Linked DNA regions of Homo sapiens: region 2 is linked to region 1. A link is an interaction called in ENCODE POLR2A ChIA-PET data of the cell type or tissue named here. Cell type or tissue: PC-9. All regions are shown on one strand. Links, peaks and the distances in the headings refer to the core of each region. The heading gives the core; the rest is flanking DNA.

Region 1 (5,377 bases), core at 308-5,307:
GTGGGGCCCAACTTCCATGTTTCCAATAAGCTCCAGGTGATGCTGATGCCTCCGGTCCACAGACAGCACCTAGAGCTACAAGGCTGTAAGACATCATGAATCACTACCTTTTGCAGGCAGTAATCACTCGTCAACCTATTTATTTATTATTATTTTCTGTGAGGAGGAGGAAGAGAGGAAGGAAGAAGGGAAAAGTAGAGAAAAGGAGAGAAAAAAAGGAAGGGAAAAAGGAAGGGGAGCTCGACCTATTTATCTTGAAGCAAATTTATGCAAATAGTTATTTTGCTCAATCAAATATTTAGAATGCTCCAGTTTCCTAAATGCACATCGATCTGGATAGCATTTCATACCTGCCTATGTCACTCATCTGCCCCCACTTCTCATGCTCACCCCCCAATTTTCAGCAAGCTTTTACTTCTTTCACAACCCATCCCAAAATGTAATGGCTTAAAATGACTACCATTTATTTTGGTCACAGTTCTATGGGTTACAGTTTGAACAGGGCTCAACTGGGCCATTCTATTGGTCTTGACTGGGCTTGCGTGTGAATCTATAGGCAGCTGCAGAGAGCTGGATTGCCATGTCTCTGGCAGTGCCGGCTGTTGACTGGGATGTTGGAGAGGACTGGGCCACGTGTTTCACAGCATCCACCTGGCTAGAGTAGGCTTGTTCACATGGTGACAGAAATGTTCCAAGCGCAGTCAGCCCTCCGTATCCATGCGCTCCGCATCTCTGGTTTTAACCAACTGCAGATAGAAAATACTCAGGAAAAAATTGAGACTGTACTGAACCCATATAGATTTTTCTCTTGTCATTATTTCTTGTCATAATTTAGTATAACAACTATCTACACAGCATTTACATTGTATTAAGTAACATAAGTAATCTAGAAATGATTTGAAGGATACAAAAGGATGCGCATAGGTTATATGGAAACACTGCAGCATTTTATATAAGAGACTAGAGTGTCCACTGATTTTGGGAGGTCCTGGAACCAATCCCCCATGGATACAGAGGGATGACTGCACATCCTTGGGGTCAGCCCAGATGTGCAAGCCCTTTGAATGCCTCTACCTGAATCACATTTGCTACCACCCATCCCGCTGGTCACAGCCAGTTGCATGACCAAGTCCAGAGTGAGACAGGATTGCCTAAGGGCGTGGATGCTGGGAGCAGGAAGCATTCGTGGCTGCTTTTGTAATCAGACTATTTGAGTTGAAAATGGCCTTTAAGACCTGTCACAGAAAGGCCTATCAGGCTTCTTTTTATCACCACACTGTTCCTCCTACACTTTCCTCCTCCTGGAACCCTTTTTCTATCTGTCTTTGGACAGAGCCCTAGTCCACTTTTTTTTTTGAGACAGGGGAGTGCTCTTTTGCCCAGGTTCTGGAGTGCAGTGGCGCGATCATGGCTCACTGCAGCCTTGAACTCCTGGGCTACAGTGATCCTCCTAGCTCAGCCTCCGGAGTAGCTGGGACTACAGGGATGTGTCAACACGCCTGGCTAATCTTTTATTTTTTGTAGAGATGGAGTTTCACTATGTTGCCCAGGCTGGTCTTGAACTCCTGGGCTTAAGTGATTCTCCTGCCTCAGCCTTGCAAAGTGGTGGGTTTACAGATGTGGGCCACCATGCCTGGCCACTATTATTTATTTATGCTAGTTACTTTATATATTTTTAATTCCATGTCAAGTGGGTTTTCTTATTGACTCCTTATAGATCAGGAAAGTGAAGCACAGAAAGGTGAAGTAACTTGTCCAAGATCACACAGCTAGGAAGCTGCATAGCCAAGATTTGAACTCATATCTCTTGAACTCAAGAGGCCGGCCTTTTCAACTAGTCTTATAATTGAAAATAAATGGTTACAAATGACCCACATGCAGATAATGAAGAATTGGCCAGAGAGTGTGTGTTTGCCCACTCGCTTGGACTGCAAATCAGGCTTTAGGGGTAGAAGAAGATCTCAGGGTTCATGGGTTTTTGGGTCTCAGATTTGGACTCAGATCTTTAGGTTCACAAATTTTTCTCAGTTCTCTTAGAGAGAATCAGGCTCTGTTGAACTGAATCATTGTAACCAGTCTCACAAGAAGCTAAAAAAAAAAAAAAAAGACTAGAATGCTAATTTATTAGTGTCTATGGATTTAGAGAAGTAACAACCACACCAGCACAGATGTCAGATGGTTAGAATGACCAATAGGGAAACTAAGTTGAAATAAGAAGGTTGCAGAGTGAGTTTATTTCCTGCCTCCTTGCAAAAAGGATTTGAGTCCATTGCAACGGGAGCTGCTATTTTTAAGGAATACAGTCACCACTGAGGCATGGTGAGTCACTCTCAACTAAAAGGCTGTATCTGCCAAACTGGCAGGAAGACTCATTGAGTCATCAATGCTCTATCTCTCTTGGACAATGCTGGAGAAAGTCTTTTCTCTCAACTCTTCATTTTCAATATTCCATTAAAACATCAGTATCAGGCTTCACTTTATTGGCTTGGGATTGTGAAGTTGCTCTATTGACTCTAATTATTCCCTGCCCAGCATTACAGTTGCAGTTTGTGCAGCTGTCACCAGGGAATGGCAATGCCTCAGGCTTAATTATGTAGGAATGGGGTGATTGGTCAGTCTTTCCATTGATGTAAATAATTCAGGAAAAGTAACACAACCAAGTGAAGTGAATGATGCTTTTTCTAGAAAAAAAAAATTCTCACTTATAAAAATGTGCTACACAGTTGGGATTGTGAAGGAAAAAAATGCGAAAATCTGGTGTAAGAGTCAAGATTGAGGGCAGGAGAAAGAAATGACTCAAGATGTCTTAACTTCCAAGGGATTTAATTCAGGGAATGGCTGTTTACACAATAATTGGAAGGTCTAAGGGTATGGGCTTTAGACTAGGTTTCCAGAAATGACTCCCAGAAAAAAGCAGAACTGACCCACCAGAAGAGCTACTACCTCTGAGGCCACCACTAGGGCTACTGATTTCAACTGTGAGACTGTTCCCGTATCAGGAAGCCACACTAAACAAGCAGCTTGGCTTCAAAATGAGTTTCAAGATGTAACCTTGAAGCAAACTGCAGAAGCCTTCAAAAAAATAAACTCCACATCCCTCTCTTTCTCACCGCATACACTCCCTCCACATTTGTCTAACGGTACGCTAGTATCTAATTATGTGCCTTCTTAGAAGTTCCAGGGGCTAATCTTGAGATGGGCAGACCAAGCCTGGAGACCCAGCTGCAAAATTCCAGAGATTATCTCAAGGTGGCTAGTGAACAACCCAGCCATTGTGGAGATGATGTCAGCCCATGCTCCAGGTAGACTGAGACCCAAGACAGCCACTGGAATGAGACACACAGACATTGTATTCAGTCTAATTCTTGCATGTCTTCCATACCAAGTTTCCCCTTTTTAATCCCTTGCCCCTTGTCTTTCCCCCCAAATTCAAAGTGGTCACTTTGGATGGGAATCCAGCCACTTCCCATTACTAGTTTTGGTTAATAAAGTCACTTTCTTTCCACCAGACCTTGCTCTTGTTGAACTCTGTAGGCAACAAGCAACCGGACCCGCATTTGGTTACAGCGCTGCTCCTCACGCTGCCTCTAGACACGCAGAAGGCTGGAAAATGGATGCAGAAAGGCTGAAAAGCCTCATGTTCCTACTACCTTGTTTGCCAATGACATCAAAGGCTTGTCATGGAACAGGAAGTTGGTCTCCACCAGATCCACCTTCCAAATCTCAGTTGAGTATAATCTAATGGCCAAACTTGATTTGTTTCTGGAATGCTAGTTGGGAGGGAGCCTAGAGAATATAGTTTGTCGTTTTGTAGCCCCTGGTAAGGTTGGTTGGAAGGAGTTGAAGTGAGCCAGTCCACACTCTCCACACATCTAGGATCAAGTGGCCTATTCGCCACCATGGCTACGACTAGCTGTATCAGCTGTGATCATGAACCCTCACATTTGCGAGGGCAGGCAGAGGGAGTCCCTCCCTACCACGTGGTCATTGCCTTCCCTCTTTATTATTAACCCCTTTCATAGAAGAATCAGCTGAAGCCTAGAGGTGTGGGATATTTTGCACAAACCTATGCTGGAGCAACAAGGGGAGCCAGGCTTGGAACTCCATTTGTCTGATTCCAGAGACTGCACTCCCCGCCAGTACTTGATCCTCCCCACAGCCGCCGTCTCTCCAAGTCAAAGGCCCCTGAAGTTCTCCCTCACTCTGTTTCAAGTGGCAAAAGCCCCAGGCTCCAGGCCTGTTCACGGACTCCCGACAGATCTCCTGCAGCTTTTCTCTTGCTCCTGCTTTTACTGGGAATTATAACTATTTCAGCAGTTTTAGTGTTTGAAGGAAGCTTTCTCTACGTATCTTTCCTCCCTCTGGGGACAGGATTGCTTTACTCATCACAGGGAAGGCCTTAAATGACCTTCTGCTACATCCACAGATTTTATTTCATCTCTCTCCATTAGAAATAAAGATGAAGGCAAGACCATGGTTTCTGAGTTCTCTTAGTCTCCACAGAATGTAATTACTACATTTTTTTCTTTTTCTAATCACAGGAGACTTCTCTCAGCAACCTAGTTACTGATTCTATTACTCCCTCACTCTCCACTTCCAACTGCTCTTTGAAGCGGCTTTTTTAGGGAAATTATTCCGCTTCAAGTTGTTTAAGAGGCCTCATTAATGAGGTTGATGACAGTCAGATCCTGCCATGCCTCTTAAGAGACTTGTCGTTTCCTCTACCCTAAACATTGTAAAACATACGCGGATGGAATGGTAAAGCAATGTGGTCATTATTTGCCTATTTGTATCCACCATTAGAAAACGTCTCCTTTTCAATTTAAAATACTCTCAAAATATGAGGTGTCGCCTATTTGTCACTGGTCCCTACTCTCTCTCCTGTCTCCACATCTGGGTTCATTCAGTAACCACCAAAAGAAAAGCAACCCTTGGAATCCATTGTTATCATTTATCCATCCAAAACTGTGAATGCTTACTATGTGCCAGGCACTATGCTAAGTGCTCAGAAGAGTAGGTGAATAAATAGGGTTCCCGTCTTCCAGACGCTTCCAATCCAGATATTATACAAGCGATCAACTCATACAATAATTTAAAGTGGGTGCCAGGTGTGGTGGCTCACGCTTGTAATCCCAGCACTTTGGGAGGCCGAAGCAGGAGTATCACCTGAAGTAGGAGTTCGAGACCAGCCTGACCAACACGGTGAAACCCCATCTCTACTAAGTATACAAAAATTACCCTGGCGTGGTGGCGGACACCTGTAATCCCAACTATTCGGGAGGCTGAGGCAGGAGAATCGCTCGAACCCGGGAGACGGAGATTGCAGCAAGCTGAGATCGTACCACTACCATCCAGCCTGAGTGTCAGAGTAAGACTC
Region 2 (5,377 bases), core at 181-5,180, 68 kb before region 1:
GGGTCAATTGATTCTAAAAGATAATTATTACCCAATCAGCCACAGATATCAGGAGAAAGCTCCAAAAGCAAGGCCTGGGCCCTGAACAAAATCTAGAGGCATTATTAAACCTGGCAACCTCGGTGTTCTATAATAGGGACCAAAAGGAACGGGCCCAAAAGGAAAAGCAAGATCAGAGAAAGGCCGCAGCCTTAGTCATGGCCCTCAGACAAACAAACCTTGGTGGTTCAGAGAGGACAGAAAATGGAGCAGGCCAATCACCCGGTAGGGCTTGTTATCAGTGTGGTTTACTAGGATGCTTTAAAAAAGATTGTCCAATGAGAAACAAGCTGCCCCCTCATCCATGTCCACTATGCCGAAGCAATCACTGGAAGGTGCACTGCCCCAGAGGACGAAGGTTCCCTGGGTCAGAAGCCCCCAACCAGATGATCCAACAACAGGACTGAGGGTGCCCGGGGCAAGCGCCAGCTCATGTCATCACCCTCACTGAGCCCTGGGTATGTTTAACTATTGAGGGCCAGGAAATTGACTTCATCCTGGACACGGGCGCGGCCTTCTCAGTGTTAATCTCCTGTCCTGGACGACTGTCCTCAAGGTCCACTACCATCTGAGGAATCCTGGGACAGCCTGTAACCAGGTATTTCTCCCACCTCCTCAGTTGTAATTGGGAGACTTTGCTCTTTTCACATGCATTTCTTGTTATGCCTGAAAGTCCCACACCCTTATTAGGGAGGGATATATTAGCCAAGGCTGGAGCTGTTATCTGCATGAATATAGGGAACAAGTTACCCATTTGTTGTCCCCTACTTGAGGAGGGAATCAACCCTGAAGTCTGGGCATTGGAAGGACACTTTCGAAGGGCAAAAAATGCCCAGCCAGTCCAAATCAGGTTAAAAGATCCCACCACTTTTCCTTACCAAAGGCAATATCTGGTAAGGCCTAAAACTCATAAAGGATTACAGAATATTGTTAAACATTTGAAAGCTCAAGGCTTAGTAAGGAAATGCAGCAGTCCCTGCAACACCCCAATTCTGGGAGTACAAAAACTGAATGGTCAGTGGAGACTAGTGCAAGATCTTAGACTCATCAATGAGGCAGTAATTCCTCTATATCCAGTGGTACCCAACCCCAATACCCTGCTCTCTCAAATACCGGAGGAAGCAGAATGGTTCACGGTTCTGGACCTCAAGTATGCCTTCTTCTGTATTCCCCTGCACTCTGACTCCCAGTTCCTCTTTGCCTTTGAGGATCCCACAGACCACAAGTCCCAACTTACGTGGAAGGTCTTGCCCCAGGGGTTTAGGGATAGCCCTCATCTGTTTAGTCAGGCACTGGCCCAAGGTCTAGGCCACTTCTCAAGTCCAGGCACTCTGGTCCTTCAATATGTGGATGATTTACTTTTGGCTGCCAGTTTGGAAGCCTCATGCCAGCAGGCTACTCTAGATCTCTTGAACTTTCTAGCTAATCAAGGGTACAAGGTGTCTAGGTCGAAGGCCCAGCTTTGCCTACAGCAGGTCAAATATCTAGGCCTAATCTTAGCCAGAGGGACCAGGGCCCTCAGCAAGGAACGAATACAGCCTATACTGGCTTATCCTCACCCTAAGACATTAAAACAGTTAAGTGGGTTCCTTGGAATTACCGGCTTTTGCTGACTATGCATCCCTGGATACAGCGAGATAGCCAGGCCCCTCTATACTCTAAACAAGGAAACCCAGAGGGCAAATACTCATCTAGTAGAATGGGAACCAGAGGCAGAAACAGCCTTCAAAACCTTAAAGCAGGCCCTAGTACAAGCTCCAGCTTTAAGCCTTCCCACAGGACAAAACTTCTCTTTATACGTCACAGAGGGAGCCGAGATAGCTCTTGGAGTCCTTACTCAGACTCCTGGGACAACCCCACAACCAGTGGCATACCTAAGTAAGGAAACTGATGTAGTAGCAAAAGGCTGGCCTCACTGTTTAAGTGTAGTTGCAGCAGTGGCCGTCTTGGTGTCAGAAACTATCAAAATCATACAAGGAAAGGATCTCACTGTCTGGACTACTCATGATGTAAATGGCATACTAGGTGCCAAAGGAAGTTTATGGCTATCAGACAACCGCCTACTTAGATACCAGGTGCTACTCCTTGAGGGACCAGTGCTTCAAATACGCACATGCATGGCCCTCAACCCTGCCACTTTTCTCCCAGAGGATGGGGAACCAATCGAGCATGACTGCCAACAAATTATAGTCCAGATTTATGCCACCCAAGATGATCTCTTAGAAGTCCCCTTAACTAATCCTGACCTTAACCTATATACCGATGGAAGTTCATTTGTGGAGAATGGGATACGAAGGGCAGGTTACACCATAGTTAGTGATGTAACCATACTTGAAAGTAAGCCTCTTCCCCCAGGGACCAGTGTCCAGTTAGCAGAACTAGTGGCACTTACCAGAGCCTTAGAACTGGGAAAGGGAAAAAGAATAAATGTGTATACAGATAGCATGTATGCTTATCTAATCCTACATGCCCATGCTGCAATGTGGAAAGAAAGGGAGTTCCTAACCTCCGGGGGAACCCCCACTAAATACCACAAGGAAATTATAGAGTTATTGCATGCAGTGCAAAAAACCCAAGGGGGTGGCAGTCTTACACTGCCAAAGCCATCAAAAAGGGGAAGAAGAGGGGAGAACAGCAGCATAAGTGGCTGGCAGAGGCAGGGAAAGACCAGTAGGAAGGAAAGAGACAGGAAGTCAAAGAAAGAGACAGAGAGGAAGAGACAGAGAGACAGAAACAGAGAGACAAAGAGAAGGAGACAGAGAGAGGAAGAAACAGAGAGTCAAAGAGAAAGTGACAAAGAGAAGGAGTCAGAAAGAAAGAGGGACAGACACAAAGTCAGAGAGTCAGAAAGAGAGGAAGAGACAAAGAAATCAAAGAGAAAGAAAGAGAGATGGAAGTAGTAAAGAAAAACAGCATACCCTATTCCTTTAAAAGCCAGGGTAAATTTCTGTCTACCCAGCCAAGGCATATTCTTGTTATGTGGAACATCGACCAATATCTGCCTCCCCACTAACTGGACTGGCACCTGCACCTTAGTCTTTCTAAGTCCCAACATTACCATTGCCCCAGGAAATCAGACCCTATCAGTACCCCTCAAAGCTCAACTCCATTAGTGCAGAGCCATACAATTAATACCCCTACTTATAGGGTTAGGAATGGCTACTGCTACAGGAACCAGAATAGCCAGTTTATCTACTTCATTATTCTACTACCACACACTCTCAAAGGATTTTTCAGACAGTTTGCAAGAAATAACAAAATCTATCCTTACTCTACAATCCCAAATAGACTCTTTGGCAGCAGTGAATCTCCAAAACCGCCAAGGCCTAGACCTCTTCGCTGCTGAGAAAGGACTCTGCACCTTCTTAGGGGAAGAGTGTTATTTTTACACTAACCAGTACGAGATGCCACCTGGTGTTTACAGGAAAAGGCTTCTGAAATCAGACAATGCCTTTCAAACTCTTATACCAACCTCTGGAGTTGGGCAACATGACTTCTCCCCTTTCTAGGTCCTGTGGCAGCCATCTTGCTGTTACTTGCCTTTGGACCCTGTATTTTTAACCTTCTTGTCAAATTTGTTTCCTCTAGCATCGAGGCCATCAAGCTACAAATGGTCTTACAAATGGAACCCCAAATGAGTTCAACTAACAAATTCTACTGAGGACCCCTGGACCAACCTGCTGGCACTTTTACTGGCCTAGAGAGCTCCCCTCTGGAGGACACTAAAACTGCAGGGCCACTTCATTGCCCCTATCCAGCAGGAAGTAGCTAGAGCAGTCATTGGCCAAATTCCCAACAGCAGTTGGGGTGTCCTGTTTAGAGGGGGGATTGAGAGGTGACAGTGTGCTGGTAGCCCTTGCAGCCCTCGCTCACTCTCGGCGCCTCCTCGGCCTCGGCGCCCACTCTGGCCGCACTTGAGGAGCCCTTCAGCCCGCCACTGCACTGTGGGAGCCCCTTTCTGGACTAGCTGAGGCCAGAGCCAGCTCCCTCAGCTTGTGGGGAGGTGTGGAGGGACAGGTGTGGGCGGGAACTGGGGTTGCGTGTGGCACTTGCGGGCCAGCGCGAGTTCCGGGTGGGCATGGGCTTGGCAGGTTCCGCAGTCGGAGCGGCTGGCCGGCCCCACCGGCCCCGGGCAGTGAAGGGCTTAGCACCTAGGCCAGCAGCTGCAGAGGGTGCTGCTGGGTCCCCCTGGGCCGGCACCGTGCTCGCTTTCTCACTGGGCCTTAGCTGCCTCCCCGTAGGGCAGGGCTCAGGACCTACAGCCGGCCATGCCTGAGCCTCCCCCTGCTGCTGTGGGATCCTGCACAGCCCGAGCCTCCCCAACAAGCGCCACCCCCTGCTCCATGGTGCCCCGTCCCATCGACCACCCAAGGGCTGAGGAGTGTGGGCGCAAGGCACGGGACTGGCAGGCAGCTCCACCTGTGGCCCCAGTGTGGGATCCACTGGGTGAAGCCAGCTGGACTCCTGAGTCTAGTGGGGACTTAGAGAACCTTTATGTCTAGCTAAGGGATTGTAAATACACCAATCAGCACTCTGTATCTAGCTCAAGGTTTGTAAATGCACCAATCAGTGCTCTGTATCTAGCTAATCTAGTGGGGACTTGGAGAACTTTTGTGTCTAGCTCAGGGATTGTAAACGCACCAATCAGCACCCTGTCAAAATGGACCAATCAGCTCTCTGTAAAACAGACCAATCAGTGCTCTGTAAAATGGACCAATCAGCAGGATGTGGGTGGGGCCAGATAAGGGAATAAAAGCAGGCTGCCCGAACCAGCAGTGGCAACCTGCTCAGGTCCCCTTCCACACTGTGGAAGCTTTGTTCTTTCGCTCTTTGCAATAAATCTTGCTGCTGCTCACTCTTTGGGTCCACACTGCCTTTATGAGCTGTAACACTCACCGCAAAGGTCTGCAGCTTCACTCCTGAAGCCAGCGAGACCAGGAACCCACCAGGAGGAATGAACAACTCCAGACGCGCCAGCTTAAGAGCCATAACTCTCACCGTGAAGGTCGCAGCTTCACTCCTGAGCCAGCGAGACCACGAACCCACCAGAAGGAAGAAACTCCGAACACATCCGAACATCAGAAGGAACAAACTCCGAACACACCGCCTTTAAGAACTGTAACACTAACCGCGAGGGTCCATGGCTTCATTCTTGAAGTCAGTGAGACCAAGAACCCACCAATTCCGGACACAATAGCACCAGTAGTTAAAACCATTTCTGCTGAAATGGACTTTAGGGAAGTTATAAGAACTACCTTTATGAAATTAATCACTTTAATCACAGATATTGTTCAGCATACAGCATTCACCAAGAGACTGTGACAGGCTACCCTTTGTC

Evidence for each region. ChIA-PET counts read pairs that join two places held together with the same protein. Peaks named below come from ENCODE experiments on the same cell type or tissue, not always from the same donor. Only the 100,000 strongest peaks of a DNase experiment are listed, where the experiment ranks them.
Region 2: POLR2A ChIA-PET joins it to region 1 with 6 read pairs; 17 of 35 experiments call an interaction of 5 or more read pairs at or near these places.

Annotation. Positions count from the first base shown.
Region 1 is chr4:25,170,634-25,176,010 of GRCh38, reverse strand. All of the region lies in intron 1 of SEPSECS-DT (SEPSECS divergent transcript), which reads right to left. Among named protein-coding and RNA genes, the nearest start is that of SEPSECS-DT, 13 kb to the right of the region's middle. In PC-9, for the core only: no CTCF peak of the experiment used is centred there; DNase peaks (open chromatin) are centred at 1,150 and 2,300; H3K27ac peaks cover 2,145 bases.
Region 2 is chr4:25,238,288-25,243,664 of GRCh38, reverse strand. All of the region lies in intron 1 of PI4K2B (phosphatidylinositol 4-kinase type 2 beta), which reads right to left. Among named protein-coding and RNA genes, the nearest start is that of PI4K2B, 6.9 kb to the right of the region's middle. In PC-9, for the core only: no CTCF peak of the experiment used is centred there; no DNase peak of the experiment used is centred there.